Regions from separate parts of the Mus musculus genome. Here all the other regions are linked to region 1. Evidence: chromatin loops called from intact Hi-C (ENCODE). Cell type or tissue: left cerebral cortex. All regions are shown on one strand.

Region 1 (5,000 bases):
GGAGCATCCTTGAATGAGCCATCAATATGTCCTGCCCTCTTACTCGAAAGTCAAGATAGCCACTCAGCACTCGCAAATCCTCATTTTCATAAGCACCCCTAAACCTGGAAGCTGCCTGGCCCTGAAAGGTAAAGCTGCCTGTGTGCCTATTGCCTCGAATCTGTCAGCATAGAACCAGGCTTAAATTATTATATCCTTCCTTTCCCTCTCTCTTCCGCTGGCTGGGAGCCGTGAAGCATTTCCATTTGAACTTGCATTTAGAATAGATGTGTGAAGATCTCACTATAAATTGAGAAGGAATCTCATACAGCCTTAAAGCTATAAAATATGGCTTCTTATACTTCTTATATCGACAGGCAAACCCCTTCCCCACTGTGGCGTCCTCAGAGCAGGAAATGCTCTGCGAGTCTAAATTGAAAATGATAATGAAACACATTACTTTATATGCTAATGTTAAAAATGAATGAAAAAGCAGGTGCCCAGGAAGTGCAAAGCCAGACTGGCCTAAAAGGCAAATCCAAGCCAGGATACATAGATAAGCAAAGTCTCAAAAAAGAAAAAACCCAATTCATATATATATATATACATATACATATAAATGTACGTATATAATCATTTTTAAGTTTTTAATTGATTTTTATTAGCACACAAAGAAGTGGTTTTCTTTGTGATATTTTTTAATATATTTGTGTGTATATTTGTGTATGTGCCTATGTTTGTGTAAGAGCATATCTTTCCACTCCTATTGCTGTCTTCCATCTTCCCCCTTTCTCTTTGCTATGTAGAAATATCCTCCAGATTGACCCATTCTGTCCTGCATGGAAGATCATTAAGACCGGAAGTAAGCAGCTCAAGCTAGCTTTAGGAAGTTCCTGAAACTGACCAGATTCACTGGGTCCCTCCCGCTCCAAACACACACACACACACACTAAAAGTAACTCTCAGACAAGCCCAGGTACCTGGAAAAAAGCAGAAATAAGACTAGCAGACTCAGAGATCAGCCAAACTAGAAGAAACAAAAAAACAGCTGAGCTTCCTTAAGAGGCTTAGATCACCTGAAAAGGGGACTCCCTCACCTGGTGAGCTAGTGTCCTGCAGCTTCCCAGAACTGGCTCCCACCCTGAGATGGAGTTTTGTGATGCAGCTTTCTTTGAGTGGTTTCTTTCTGTAACTGCTCACCATACTCCTGCAAGTAACACCAATAAAAAAGCCATTGGTTCACCAAACTTTGATGTGTTGTTCATTCCCTGTCTGGGTTATATAGATATTCAGATCTCTACCAATAAAATAAATAAATAAATAAATAAATAAATAAAGCCTGTCACCCAGCAATCTTTTGTTAGTGTCCTTCCACCCCCAAATATTCCTCCCATTGTATTCTTTCTCTCTTCCTTTCTATTAGTTGAATCTATTTCCTGACAGTTTCATACAAGTACATAGTTCATTTGGTTACTTGCATCCCTTCCACCCTCTCTTACTCTCCCATCCCTCCCTCTCCTCCGTACAAGTCCCTTACCAGCTCCTGGTATATTGTTCTGTTTTGTGAACCACTGATTTTAACCAGGGCTATCTGTGTGTCTGCAGAACTCTCCTCTGGAGCCTAGCTGGCTCACCTTGGGTACACAACTGAAGACAATGACTATCCCTTCCCAGAATCCACCAGTCACTGAGAACCTTTTCCTGTCCGTGGTTAGCTGTTGATAAGCCCAGTGTTGTGCAATCCCGTGCTGGCAGTCCTCTGTGCTGTGATATCACCTTTTGACATTCCTGTGCCCAGAAGATAGCGTTTCCCAGCTCCTCCCAGTCGTCCCCCCACCCCCACCCCCCAATCTTCCTGCCCTGAATGCTTTCCGCTTCTCCTTCCTGGGTGTTCCCTGGACCTTAGAGAAAACGATATAAATGTCCTGTCAAAAAACTTAATTAAAAATTTTTAAACAAATTTAAGGAAATGAAGCCTCACTGCCGTTGCTGTTGTTGTTTTAATTACACTTTTCTGAAGGGAGAATCTTTTAACTTGTTTTGGCCTGAAGTGTGCGGAATATAATTGCCTAGGATTCCCTAAACTACATTTCATGAACACGCACTGTAAGACGCCTATTACAAGTACAGCCCATTCTTTGGAGGAGTTTCACATTTTGTTCCGGAGACAGTTAAGACAAGTGCAAACCTTCAAGACATCTGTACCCCTTACCCGGGCCCCTATTTCCTGGCCTTGGTGTGCCTCATTATAAAGACCGGATATGCAGGCCAAGCAGAGAGAAGACTGGGAAGTCTCCTTCACTCTTCCTCGCACCCCCTACCCCTTGGCTCTTGTGGGAGGAAAAAAAAATCCCCTGGTGCAGGAAATGGGCCTGAAGCAATGAGACAGGTCCAGAGTAGAGGAGAAAGGAGCAGGGCACACAGGCCACACCAGACATCAAAATATTTTCAGTGCGGAAGGTGGTGGGGTCCTACGGAGGAAGTTGGGTGGAGAGACATTCCCTGCTTGCACTCGGCGGTGAACCTGGCTAAGGCTGCAGAGCATTGCAGATCCAAAACCGCAGCTGCTGGTGCTGCGGATCTAACGTCTTTTCGGGCGGGGGTGGGGGTGGTGGTGGTGGGAGCTCATCAACTCGAAAAACTTTATGAAAACCTGACGCGTGGGAAAAGAACAAAGGAAAGTCGAGAGGCTCATGTATATCAAAGGAAAGGGACTCGGAGAAATACTGGGGGGGGGGGGGGGGAGGAAAAATTCATCCCTAAATGCTTCCGAATCCTAGATGCTGAAGCAGCCTCCTCCGTCGATGCAGCTGTGACTTTGGATGTCTCCTTCTCTTTAACTGCCGCTTTGATACCGCTGCCTTTTGAAGTCTCTTTTTATATATTTTGTGATTTACTTGGGCAATGGATGGAACTTGCTGTGGCTGCTGTTTACCATCGCATTGGGCTCTGCAGTTTGGGAAGGCAAAAGGCAGGTCCGCGGTCGCCCTCTCCTGGTGAAGCCGCGGAACTTCGGAGAGGAGATCTGAGAAGATTAATTTTGTTTGGTTCAGCAACTTTTTTTATTAAAGTTTACCCCCTTAAATATACTCATCAAGCTTTAACATTAGCCAGAGTCTCTTGGAGGACTCCTAAAAGCTAGAAGCCTCGGTTCCACCCACAGAGTTTCCACTGCGTCTTGGGTGGAGCACAATAATTTGCATTTCTAGCGAGTTCCCAGGCAAGTTGGCAAAAGCACTACTCTCAGAACCACTTCCTTGTCCACAAGTCACTGGGCAGGATGAGAGAGCATTTTACTAAGCCGCTGGTCCTTAGTCTGTAGGAGAAGGACTCTGGGAAATGAGCAAAATGAAGAACGTGGCTCTTGCTAGGGTGTTGTAAGAAGTGAAGCGTTCCCTCACACTAGGTTCATGAGTGGAGCCACTGTAACAAATATTAACAAGAGAAAGCATACCAACTTATGTAATACGAGTTCATGTGACCTCAGAATTTTCAGAATGGAAGTCCACTGCAGTAGGGTAACCTGTGTGTTCTTTTTTTTAAGATTTATTTGTTTATTTTATGAGTACACTGTAGCGATACACATGGTTGTAAGCCACCATGTGGTGTCTGGGATTTGAACTCAGGACCTTTGGAAGAGCAGTCAGCGCTCTTACCCGCTCAGCCATCTCACCAGCCCCAACCTGTGCGTTCTTTAAATAATTATTTTGGTTTTTTTAATCATGTATGTCTGTGTGCATGAAGGCAGAGATCAGAGGAATAGATTCCTTAGAGCTGGAGTTCTGTTGTGAAGCAACTGACACTGGCGCTGGAAATCAAACTCCCGTCCTCTGAAACAACAATACGCTCTTAACCCCTGAGTCACCTCTCCAGACCCTAAAATCTGTGTATTTTACTGTGTTGGTGTGAAGAAGAGGGGACAGTGGTGGAAATCAGGATGGGACAGGAGCTCCGACCTAAAGATAATAAAGAAGGGGAAACGCTGTCCTGTTGAGACCCCTTGTGTCTTCAGCTTCTTTGTTTCCAGTAAAGATTGACAATCCATCCCATAACCTTCCTGGGAGAAAGGCCAGAAAACTCTTTGTAGGTTTTAGGATCTTTGTCAAGTAAGATAAAAAAGGAAGACTCCATTCATGTCATGATATGCTGTCGCCAGCATTTTATCACATGCCCAGGCGCCTATATTTAGGAAGTGTGTTCTGAACTCCATCAGTGTCATGAACACGGGTCTCTTACCCAGAAGCCAGTGCACTATCCATTAAAGCACAATGTATTGAGCTGTAACCCTAATACAAGTCAGATGTCAATCACTCCCATCCCTGCCACCTAAGAGGAAAAGCAAGCGTGTGTGCCTCCAAACACTGCTGAGATGGCTGACTCAGCAAGCAGCGCCCATCCCCACCTTCTGATCCCATCCATTCAGCAACTCCCGCCTCCCATATGAACCACTGCACACAAGCACCCAGTGATCGAAACATGGCCTATGAGACTTCAATGGCTGGAAGGACTGTGCAGTGGGCAGGGGCAACTGTAAGAAAGCTAAATCTTTGCTTGTTGCTTTAACCATCTGCTGGATTCTCATTGCCCTGGGGAAGGCTCTTTGGGCTTGGCAATGCAGTCACACCCCTGAACTTCCCCTTTCTTCTCATTTTATGCTCTGCCCGCTCTAATTATAACTTCCCTCTCCCCTTTTGACCCTTTGCACCTGTGTGTCAGCTACCTGAGCCTCTGATACGTCTCACCAGCACACTTATTTGAACAACTTGGTCTCGTCTGTCAGGATTCAGCTTAGATGTTGGAGAAAAGACTTATCTTCACCATCGTGAATTTCGTGACTAAGAACCCTACATCAAAAGATAGATTAATTAGAGAAATGAGTACATAGTTACTTAATAAAAGTTTGATGTGGGAGCTGGAGAGATGGCTCAGAGATGGTTAAGAGCACTGACTGCACTTCCAGAGGTCCTGAATTCAATTCCCAGCAACCACATGGTGGCTCAAAACCATCTGTAATGGGATCT
Region 2 (5,000 bases), 1.5 Mb before region 1:
TTTTGAAGTATGCTTCAGAGTAGAAAATAATTAGATAATCTATTTTTCCTGACATCTATTTTTATCTGATTAAATTTTGGCACTATACTGTACAAGACTGTACAACAGTTTGAGACATGACCGACCAGTAAATAGAACATTCTAGCTATGTGCACTTCACCACTGACTAAACTTTTCCTAGCAAGTTGCTATTACACCTTCCTCAGTTATATATACTACCCAAGGATATCATGTCCAAATGATTGGTGCTACAACATACTACTAGGAAAGAGTTACTAAACTTGATGACTTTTTATCTTCTAGATTGCTCTGAGAGGCCCTCCTGGCCCAATGGGTCTTACTGGAAGACCAGGTCCTGTGGTATGTTACATAAATTATATGTTAAAAGTTTCCTATTGATATGTTTTCCCACATCATCTTCCAGACTCTGTTCATTTCTCAGGCTAGAAACCAATTGTTTATGACTGATACTGACTCATTTAAAGAGTTTTAGTTTAATTTTTCATAATTCTGATCATAAGATTTTAGGGAGGCTATCATCAAATTAAAGGAAAATTAAACAAATGTAATAAAATCACATAACTGTTACTTAAACCATCATTATAGTTTATTTGAATTCTATTTAATTATCAAAATGCAATTTTACATTAAATTCTTGAAAGTTAATTATATACTTGAGTTCTTACTAAATTGCCTGTGAAATCTTTGATAATTATTGTGCAATTTTTACACTCCATTTTATTGAAAATAATTTTTATACAAATTATTTTGATTAGTTTCCTTTTTTGTGCCTCCACCGAATGTTTTCTTTCTTATTATATTTTCATCATTTAAAACAATTCTTAAATTTAGTCATATTTTATTCATATTGTTCTCTTCCTGTAAGTTGGAAAGAAAGAAGGTAAAGTATCTTTGCCCACAGATGATAAAATTGTACACGTAAATGACCCAGAGAATTCCCATCAGAGGAAACTCTTACAGTTGATCAACATTTTCAGACAAGTAGTTCGTTATAAAAGTAATTCATAAAAAAACAGTTTGCCTGCAATACACAAATGAGAAAGGACTGAGAGAGAAAGCAGGGAAACAAAACCTTTCATGATAGCCTCAAATAATATAAAAGATCTTAAGAAAGCAATAAAAGATTTGTATGATAAAACATCAAGTCTTTGAAGAAAGAAATTTTAGAAGATGTCAGAAGATGCAAAGATCCCCATTGCTCATGTCTGGAGGATTAACATAATAACAATGGTTAGCCTATCTGAAGCAATATGCAGTTAAATTCAATTCCTATCAAAATTCCAATATAATTCTTTACAGATGTTAAAAAGGTAGTTTTCAGCTCATATGGAAACCCAAAGAGACACAAAAACATGATAACGAAAATAGTCCTGAATAATAAAAGAATTTCTGGGAGGCTCACCTTCCCTAATTTTAAGTAGTACTATAGTAATAAAAATAAGCTTGGTTAATTAATCCCTGATAATACGTTAATAACTGGTACCGCAAAGAAAGTAGATAAACTGATAAATGCATTAGTATAATACAGTAAAAATTAAAAAGTTCGCCTGCCATTTTAAATGTATATTTCTTTTAAGCCTTAAATTTTCATCTTATATACATATGTATGTATATAATTTTGATATATACTCCTGTGTGAAATGTTCAGGTAACGTAGTCAATAGGACTTTAATTATATACAGTTTTGAACAGGTTATCAAAAGTTCTTATTGTTGTGCTTTTCAAACTACTAGAAAAATATATTAAGTCACAAAAGAAATAAATTTTATTCACATGTTGGTGATAGAAATAAAGTATAGACACATGAGAGGAATACAGAAATATTTTACAAAATTTTAGGATAGAAAGAGGGTAGAAATAATATCCTGTACATCTTCCTTCCCGTCAATTATGTGATAATTTTGATTATATGTGGAAAGATGTAACTACAATCTACAGAGCAAGTGATGCATACGTACAATGAATCCCAGCCAATAAACCAAAAAACAACCCGACCACTCTATAATTGTATTCAGTTCCCCGATTAATAATTTAATTTAATGCCTTGCCCTCATTTTATTATAGGCAATTAGTTGCAAAAGCTATTTATTAGAAGCTTGGAGGTAATCATCATAGTTTTGAAAATTTACAAATACGTTCAACATTGACTTCTTTCTTGCGAGACAGAGTAGGAGTTATTTTACTTTGTTGCCACAAGGAGGCGCGAGAAAGCTTCTTTCTGATTTATCAAGTTTTGATTTTGTTTTTTGTTTTTGTTATTGTTGTTGTAACTTAGTTTAAAGGAAGGTATACTGATTAAAAAAAAAAAGAGAGTACCTGTTAACACACGAAGCAATTTATTACAACCATATTAACTTAATATTATAAACTTTTTGATAATATGGATGCATATTCCATAACTCCTTTTTTTTTTTTTTTTTTTTTTCTTTTTTGAGACAGGGTTTCTCTGTATAGCCCTGGCTGTCCTGGAACTCACTTTATAGACCAGGCTGGCCTCTCGAACTCAGAAATCTGCCTCTACCTCCCAACCATATCTCCTTTCTAAAGTAATTAATTTTCTCTTGCAGTTAATCTACTTGGCCTCATTGTACTGTTTAAATTATATAAACAGTTGTAAGCTATATTTATTGTAATGATTTATATTTATAGAAAAATCAAAACAATCTGAGGGAAATGCTTTGATATTATTTTACAATAATAATAATGGTACCAATAACACCATCCTAAAACAGTTTACTACTAGAAAATGCACTACCTGAGAATTATATGTTCATAAAGAGTTGGTTTTGCACAACCTTTACTGTGTGAATTAACTCAGTGTATGCCTGACTCTGTTTAAATTCACTGCCCTAGTAGTAACTCACAATGTAGTGGTTTCTCTGGTCTTGTTTACCAGACAATGTTTGTTACAGCAAAAATTTAAAAGAAAAATTCAGGGTGATTTCAATGTTGGCTTCTGTTCATTTGCAAGTGTAATATAGATCTTTATATATGGTTCATATATCAGGATGCACTTGACTGTCTAGAAGTGCTATACTTTAGACACAGGACTTAAATAGCTCATTGCATGAGAAGTATCAAACTGATTAAGAAAATGTTTATTTATTTTGAGTGAATTAAAGAGCATTGGTGACTTAACATTAATTGGTCGTCTGTTTTGCTTCTATCCTCAGGGGGGTCCTGGTTCAGCTGGAGCCAAAGGTGAGAGTGGGGATCCAGGTCCTCAGGTAAGAGCCAATCATTTGTTACCTTTATATATTTTCATTTTTTCTACTTATGTAGTAGAACAACAGAAATGTTAGGAGTACAGACTGTATTTCCATCACGTTTAAGCCCATACCATGGTTTTAATTGAAAGAAAAAAAAAAACAATCAGAGTAGACTGTTGATTTTCCATGAGTTGGTTAATTCCACAGCATGTGAATGGTGGCCCTCGCAGGTTTGAGAGCAGATGGCTTTTACATGATGCTGTTGGCTAAAGAAGCGATTGCAGCTCTGTTGCTAGTTCTCTCCTGCTTAAGTGAGCCCAGATTGCTTAGCGCACTTCATGTAAGCTAATGTCAGACCTTTGTGTATTAGATAATAAGTAGAGAGAGATGTTATGCTCAGTGTAGTTATCATAGAAACAAGAAAACGAAACAAAACAAAACAAAACAAAACAAAAGAACCAATTTGATTTGAAAATACTCATTTTTAAATGAGAATACTGTCCGATAAGCTATAGAATATAAATTCACACTGTTTGTGGAGTTCTACATTGCTTATCCTCTCATTGCTTTCCTTCTTCCTTTAAGGCTTTGTAATCATACTTTAATTATACCTAATAATGTATTTCCACACCATTTTATGCATGAATACATTTTGGTTATATTCACCCACCATTACTCCCTCTTTAGTCTTTCCTAATGATATCATTTTCTTCACTATAATTAGATTTATTTAAAAGTGATAAGGAATAATAGAATCAGAGCCCATTATATAACGTTTGTAACTATGATTAAGATAAAAAATATGTTCTATAGATCACAATAATTATTTTATTAAATATTTTTAAATAATGTTTCATTATTTCTTTAAGAGGATCAGATGAGGTATTTCAATCATCTTTAAGGCCAACTCCTCCTAACATGATCTGTCCCTACCCTTACCCTCTCACCTTCCCAACCTGATGTCCTCTCTCTGTTCATGTTTTTCCTGTTTTCTCTTAAATGTCTCATTGACCCCAGTTTGTAACGCCCATATATAACTCATGGGTGTTGGGCCGTTCACTGAAATGTGATTATGATACTAGAAGCTGTACTTAAAATTAACAACAACAACAAAACCCAGCTATTTATTTATTCATTTCATATCCCAATATCAGCCCTCCTCTCTTCTCAGTACCACCTCAGGCAGATCCTCCCAACAATTTCTCCCTCCTTCCTTAACCCCCCACTATCCCTGACCCCCCAAACATGGAATTACAGCAGTGCTAGGGACATCCTCTCCCACTGAGGCCAGACAATGAAGCCCAGTTAGGGGAATGGAATCAACAGGGAGTCAGGCAACAGATTCTGGGACAGCCTCTGTTCCTATTGAGGGACCTGCATGAAGCTGTACTTTTGAAGAAAACTGACACTAACTCCCACAAACACCTCAATTATATGTGACAGTCACTCCATCCTAGAATGTTGAAACACTTGATCACATGCAGTCAACCCCAGCTGCTGGGAATTCATGAGTGCAACAGTCCTGTCATGTCCAGAAGACACACAGCAATTTCTTAGTATTTCCTCCTTACAAATTCAACTTTGCTTGAGCTACAAATATCTGCTAACCACTCTCCTATTCTTTGCCATGGAATTTTGCACAGTGTTCAGAAAAAAATCTAAATGAAATTGTGCCATATACAACATTCTATTACTGACTTTTTTGGATAAGACTTATAAGGTCTTCAGACTCATAGTATTTGAGTGCATCAATACTATAATCTTTTTCTT
Region 3 (5,000 bases), 2.0 Mb before region 1:
ATAGCAAACCAACAGCCAATATCAAATTAAATGGAGAGATACTTGAAGCACTCCCACTAAAATCCAGGACAAGACAAGAATTGTTACTCTCTTCTTATCTATTCAAGGTAGCACAGGAAGTTCTAGCCAGAGCAGTAAGACAACAAAAAGAGATCAAGGGGATACAAATTGGCAAAGAAGAAGTCAAAGTTTATTGCTCTTAAGTGGCCTTTATCCGTCTGTTTGTCCCTAATGTTGGCAAGCCTGGTAGTCCTTGATGGGAGCAGCCCTCTGGGGCTTCAAGGTAGCATTTGTGCTCCCTAAAATCAGCAGGCCTTTGGGATTGCAGATAGAGCTTATTGTCCCTGATGGCAGTGGGCTTTCAGGGATGCAGGCAGAGCTGCCAGACCCTGATGGTCCCAGGCTGCTGGTTGTCCTGGGGAGTTGCAGGGGGTGGGGTAGGCCTCCAGGAATGTGGGTAGAATTGGTGGTCCCTGATGGTTACAGGCCTCTGTTCTGGGCAGCAGCAGGTCTCCAGGGATGCATGTGGACTTGTGGAATGGGAAATGAAGTGCAGAGGGGGCAGGTTGGAGCTTGCTGGGAGGTTTGCCAAGATGGGCAGGCAGGCAGGGAATTGGGGTAAGGCTCTCAGCAGGTCTCTGGGTAGTTAAAGGCATGGACTGGAAGATGGAGCACAGAGGGCATGGGGCAGATCTCAAGGCTTCTGGGGACTGACTGAATAATATTTCACATACAGCATTCTTTTTTTTCTCCTCAAAATTTGTTTCCTTCCTGAGATTTTCCTCCATCTTCCAGGTTTTTCTTCCATGTTAATATTCTCATCCGTTTTGCTGATTTTTTATGTATCTGGATAACTTTCCTCTTGAGGGCCTAGTTTGAATTCTGCTTGTTTTGTTTTCCTTCAATCGTTAATCATTTTACTATTAGTTTTTTTTTTAAATCTTTTTTTATTGGATATTTTTTTTATTTACATTTCAAATGTTTTTCCCTTTCCCAAACCACCCCTGGAAATCCCCTATCCTGTCCATCCTCCCCTGCTTCTGTGAGGGTGTTCCACATTCACCCACTTCTGCCTCTGCACCCTCGAATTCCCCTACACTGGGGTATCCCAATGCCTCAGGGGACAAAAGGTCTTTTCTCCCATTGATGCCCAACAAGGCCATCCTCTGCTACCTATGCAGCTGGGGCCATGGGTCCTTCATGTGTACTCCTTGGTTGGTGGTTTAGTCCCTGGAATCTCTGGGGTGTCTGGTTGGTTGATATTATTGTTCTTTCTATGGAGTTGCAAACCCCTTCAGCTCCTTCGGTCCTTTCTCTAACTCCTCCACTGGGACCCCATGAGCAGCTCAATGGTTGGCTACAAGCATCTACCTCTGTATTTGTCAGGCTCTGGCAAAGACTCTCAGGAGACAGCTATATCAGGCTCCTGTCAGCATGCACTTCTTGGCATCAACAATAGTGTCTGGGTTTGGTGACTGTATATGGGATGGATCCCCAGGCGGGGCAGTCTCTGGATGGCTGTTGCTTCAGTCCCTACTCCAAATTTTGTCTCCATATTTGCTCCAATGAGTATTTTGTACCCCTTTCTAATAAGGACTGTATGTAGCACACACACTTTGGTCTTCCTTCTTTGAGCTTCACTTTGAGTTTCATGTGTTTTGCAAATTGTATCTTGGATATTCTAAGTTTCTGGGATAATATCCACTTATCAGTGAGTGCATACCATGTGTCTTCTTTTGTGACTGGGTTACCTCACTCAGGATGATATTATCTAGTTCCATCCGCTGGCCTAAGATTTTCATGAAGTCATTGTTTTTAATAGCTGAGTTAATAGCTCTATTGTGTAAATGTACCATATTTTCTGTATCCATTCCTCTGTTGAGGGACATCTGGGATCTTTCCAACTTCTGGCTTTATAAATAAGGCTGCTATGAACATTGTGGAGCATGTGTCCTTGTTATATGTTGGAGCATTTTTGGGTATATGCCCAGGAATGGTATAGATGGGTCCTCAGGTAATACTATGTCCAGTTCTCTGAGGAACTGCCAAACTGATTTCCACAGTGGTTGTACCAGCTTAAAATCCCACTAGCAATGGAGGAGTGTTCCTCTTTCTCCACATCTTCACCAGCATCTGCTGTCATCTGAGTTTTTTGATTTAAGCCATTCTGACTGGTGTGAGATGGTGGTTAAATCCATAGTCTGTGTGTGCACTTCTTTGGCACTAGATGGCAATCTTGTCTAGGCAACAAAATCGCCGGCTTTAAACTTTCATAAATTAAGCATGGCTTCCATTAGGGATAAATGTTGAATATGTGGTTTTTGACTGTTAAAATTACAGAAAGGGGACACTTTAATTGTGCAACGGCAATTGCTTATGATCTATTCTTTATCATTCCACTTTGTCCTGCATCTTACAGACAAGCTCTTCTTTTTGCATAGTTGTATTTTTATCATCTTCTTTAACCTCTTGTTGCTATATTAACACATATCTTTTACAAAACAAAAATATTTTGAAAGAACATTTAACATTTCTGGATCCTGTCAAACTAAGAATCTTTATTAATTGTCCAAAATACATTTTGTTTTGACTGACACATGAACTACATTACATTATAGTATGTGTCTAATCTCATATATAATATAATATTTAAAATCAGTTTATATATCAAGTATAGAGAACCGAAAATGGTTTGGCAAACTAAGTTTATCAAATGCATTAGAACTGTGGACATATAAAAATAAACAATAATATTGTAAGACAGAAGTAATAGATTTAATCACAGTAATATTTAGAATTATTATATTCACATTACTTTTTGAATTATCTTTTGAATCATATGGACTTAAAAAACTAACTTTAAACATACTTTTAGTTACTGGATATGACATATTATGAGCTAAAATAAATTGTTTTCCTTCTGTCTTAGTTCATTCTGGGTGTTATAGAAAAACACCATGTGCGAAATATCTTATAAATGAAAGGCATTTAATTTTCACTGTTCTTGAGTCTGAGAAATCTAATATCAAGGCACCAGTTATCCCAAGTGTCTTGTAAAGCACTCTTTACTGTTGTATACATGGTGTTTTCTCACCATGAGGCAGAAAGACAGAGAAGATTTCTGGGACCTGGGCGACTGAATAGGCTGTTTCAATGACATCACCTTGGAACTTAAAGTTGTATCATGTTAATTAGTGGGTTGCAGAAACATTGAAATTACAGTGCCTCTTCTTAGACAGAAGTATAATTATTGCATAATTCTATACAGAATCTTTAAATGCAGAGGATGTAAAATTTTCAATTATTTCTATTGATTTTTTTCTTCATGTTTTCCTAGAAATAGCTAGAATATTGTCATTACCAATGTTGATGAAGAATTCAAACATATGGACAAACTGTCTCAAGTTAAAAGATTAGATTGGAAGAAAACACTCATTGGCAGGGATTTTTTTGGGAAAGCTTATAGTATGAATTTGAAATGTCCCACTTACTTGTACTTCTTCTCTATTACTCTGCCATAGCCTATTTCCATATTGCCTTTCATATTGCCAGGGTTCACAAAGTTGTCTTATATCCAACTTGAGGCTTTGGGAGATGAGCAGTCATAGTGAGAGGGAGTCATCCAAATTCACTTTCCAGCTACAGTTCTAGCCCACAAATACCCAATACTAAGTCATCCTAAGTACTGAAGGCTTAAAAATAATTACTAGTTGAAAATATATTTTATTATTCTCCTGAAAGCAATTTGTACCCACTGTTGAAACTCTACTCCCCAACAAATGGAAGAAATACATATTAAACTTTACCAATATTGATAGTGCTCTTAACAATGTAATATTATCCCTTCTACCCTGTTACCCATATTATTTGGATATATTAGTAAAACTTGAATATTACCATTCATCCTGTTTTTGAACTTTTAGCACTATTCATGGGACATCCTTTTATATGATTTTGCTCCTCACCTTGTGAGTTCTGATACACTATTTGTTACTCACTAGAATGAGCATTGGTAACATTTTTAGAAAACTAGAAGAAAATTCTTGTCTTAGAATTCTTCCCTCTAGACATGTTATAGCCACTGTTCTCATTAACTCCCAGTAACTGATTAGTTAAAGAAGACAATAGATAAGATGGGGCCCATTGAGGGACCTTAAATGAAATGCCCGACTGTAGGGAGATGAAACTATTAGAGCCCACCTCCAGCAGGAAAACAGGACATCAAGTGAGGGATGGGGTTGCCATCCCAGAGTCACAACTCTGACCCATAATTCTTCCTGTCTGAAAGAACTACAGGGATGGAAATAGAGAGGACCCTGAGGAAAAGAAGGTCCAGCAACAGGCCCAAAGTGGGATCCAGCTCAAGGGGAAGTCCCAAGGCCTGACACTATTACTGAGGCTGTGGAGTGCTCACAAAAAGGGACCCATCATGACAGCCCTCCAAACGACCCAACAAGCAGCTGAAAGAGTTAGATGCAGATATTTACACCCAACGAATGGACAGAAGCAGCTGACCCCTGATGTTGAATTAGGGAAGACTGAAAGAAGCTGAGGAGAAGGGAGGCCCTATAGAAGAACCAGCAGTCTCAATTAATCTCGATCCCCGAGATCTTTCAAACACTGGACCACCAAACAGACATCATACCCCAGCTGATATGAGACCCCCTCTCCCTCCAACACACATACAGTAGAGGAATTCTGGGTCTGTGTTCACTCAGAGATGATGCACCTAACCCTCAAGAGACTGGAGGCCCCAGGAACTTTAGAGGTCAGGTGGGATGGGGGTGGGTGGGAGCATCCACATGGAGACGGGGTTGGATGGGGTGGAGGTGTGGGACCTGGAGCAGTTCGAGGGTGTATTTGGGGGGGGGGGGAATGGAATATGGAGGGTAAAAAATCAATTAAACGTAAAATTAAATTAAAATAAAGAAAAAAGATCGGGCCCATCAACATTCTGTCAAGGATTGGGAGACAGCTCTGAATCCTGCCCCTCCCCAACT

The links. Hi-C counts contacts between places; a loop is a spot of excess contacts. Peaks named below come from ENCODE experiments on the same cell type or tissue, not always from the same donor. Only the 100,000 strongest peaks of a DNase experiment are listed, where the experiment ranks them.
Region 2: a loop joins it to region 1, with 6 times the contacts of the local background. A loop is called at or near these places in 3 of 42 quality-filtered maps.
Region 3: a loop joins it to region 1, with 19 times the contacts of the local background. A loop is called at or near these places in 5 of 42 quality-filtered maps.

Annotation. Positions count from the first base shown.
Region 1 is chr3:115,639,922-115,644,921 of GRCm38, forward strand. It overlaps Gm40124 (a long non-coding RNA gene), which reads right to left and starts at 1,805. Exons shown (of 3, transcript XR_867569.1): 1 at 1,517-1,805; 2 at 1,077-1,186. In left cerebral cortex, CTCF peaks have their summits at 2,969 (motif pointing left) and 5,000 (motif pointing left); DNase peaks (open chromatin) are centred at 223, 2,198, 2,504 and 2,944; H3K4me3 peaks cover 1,092 bases; H3K27ac peaks cover 727 bases.
Region 2 is chr3:114,105,087-114,110,086 of GRCm38, forward strand. It overlaps Col11a1 (collagen, type XI, alpha 1), which reads left to right. Exons shown (of 67, transcript NM_007729.3): 14 at 304-360; 15 at 3,195-3,248. Among named protein-coding and RNA genes, the nearest start is that of Col11a1, 77 kb to the left of the region's middle. In left cerebral cortex, a CTCF peak has its summit at 2,209 (motif pointing right); a DNase peak (open chromatin) is centred at 2,217.
Region 3 is chr3:113,649,344-113,654,343 of GRCm38, forward strand. No RefSeq gene overlaps it. Among named protein-coding and RNA genes, the nearest start is that of Rnpc3, 22 kb to the left of the region's middle. In left cerebral cortex, a CTCF peak has its summit at 2,231 (motif pointing right); a DNase peak (open chromatin) is centred at 2,222.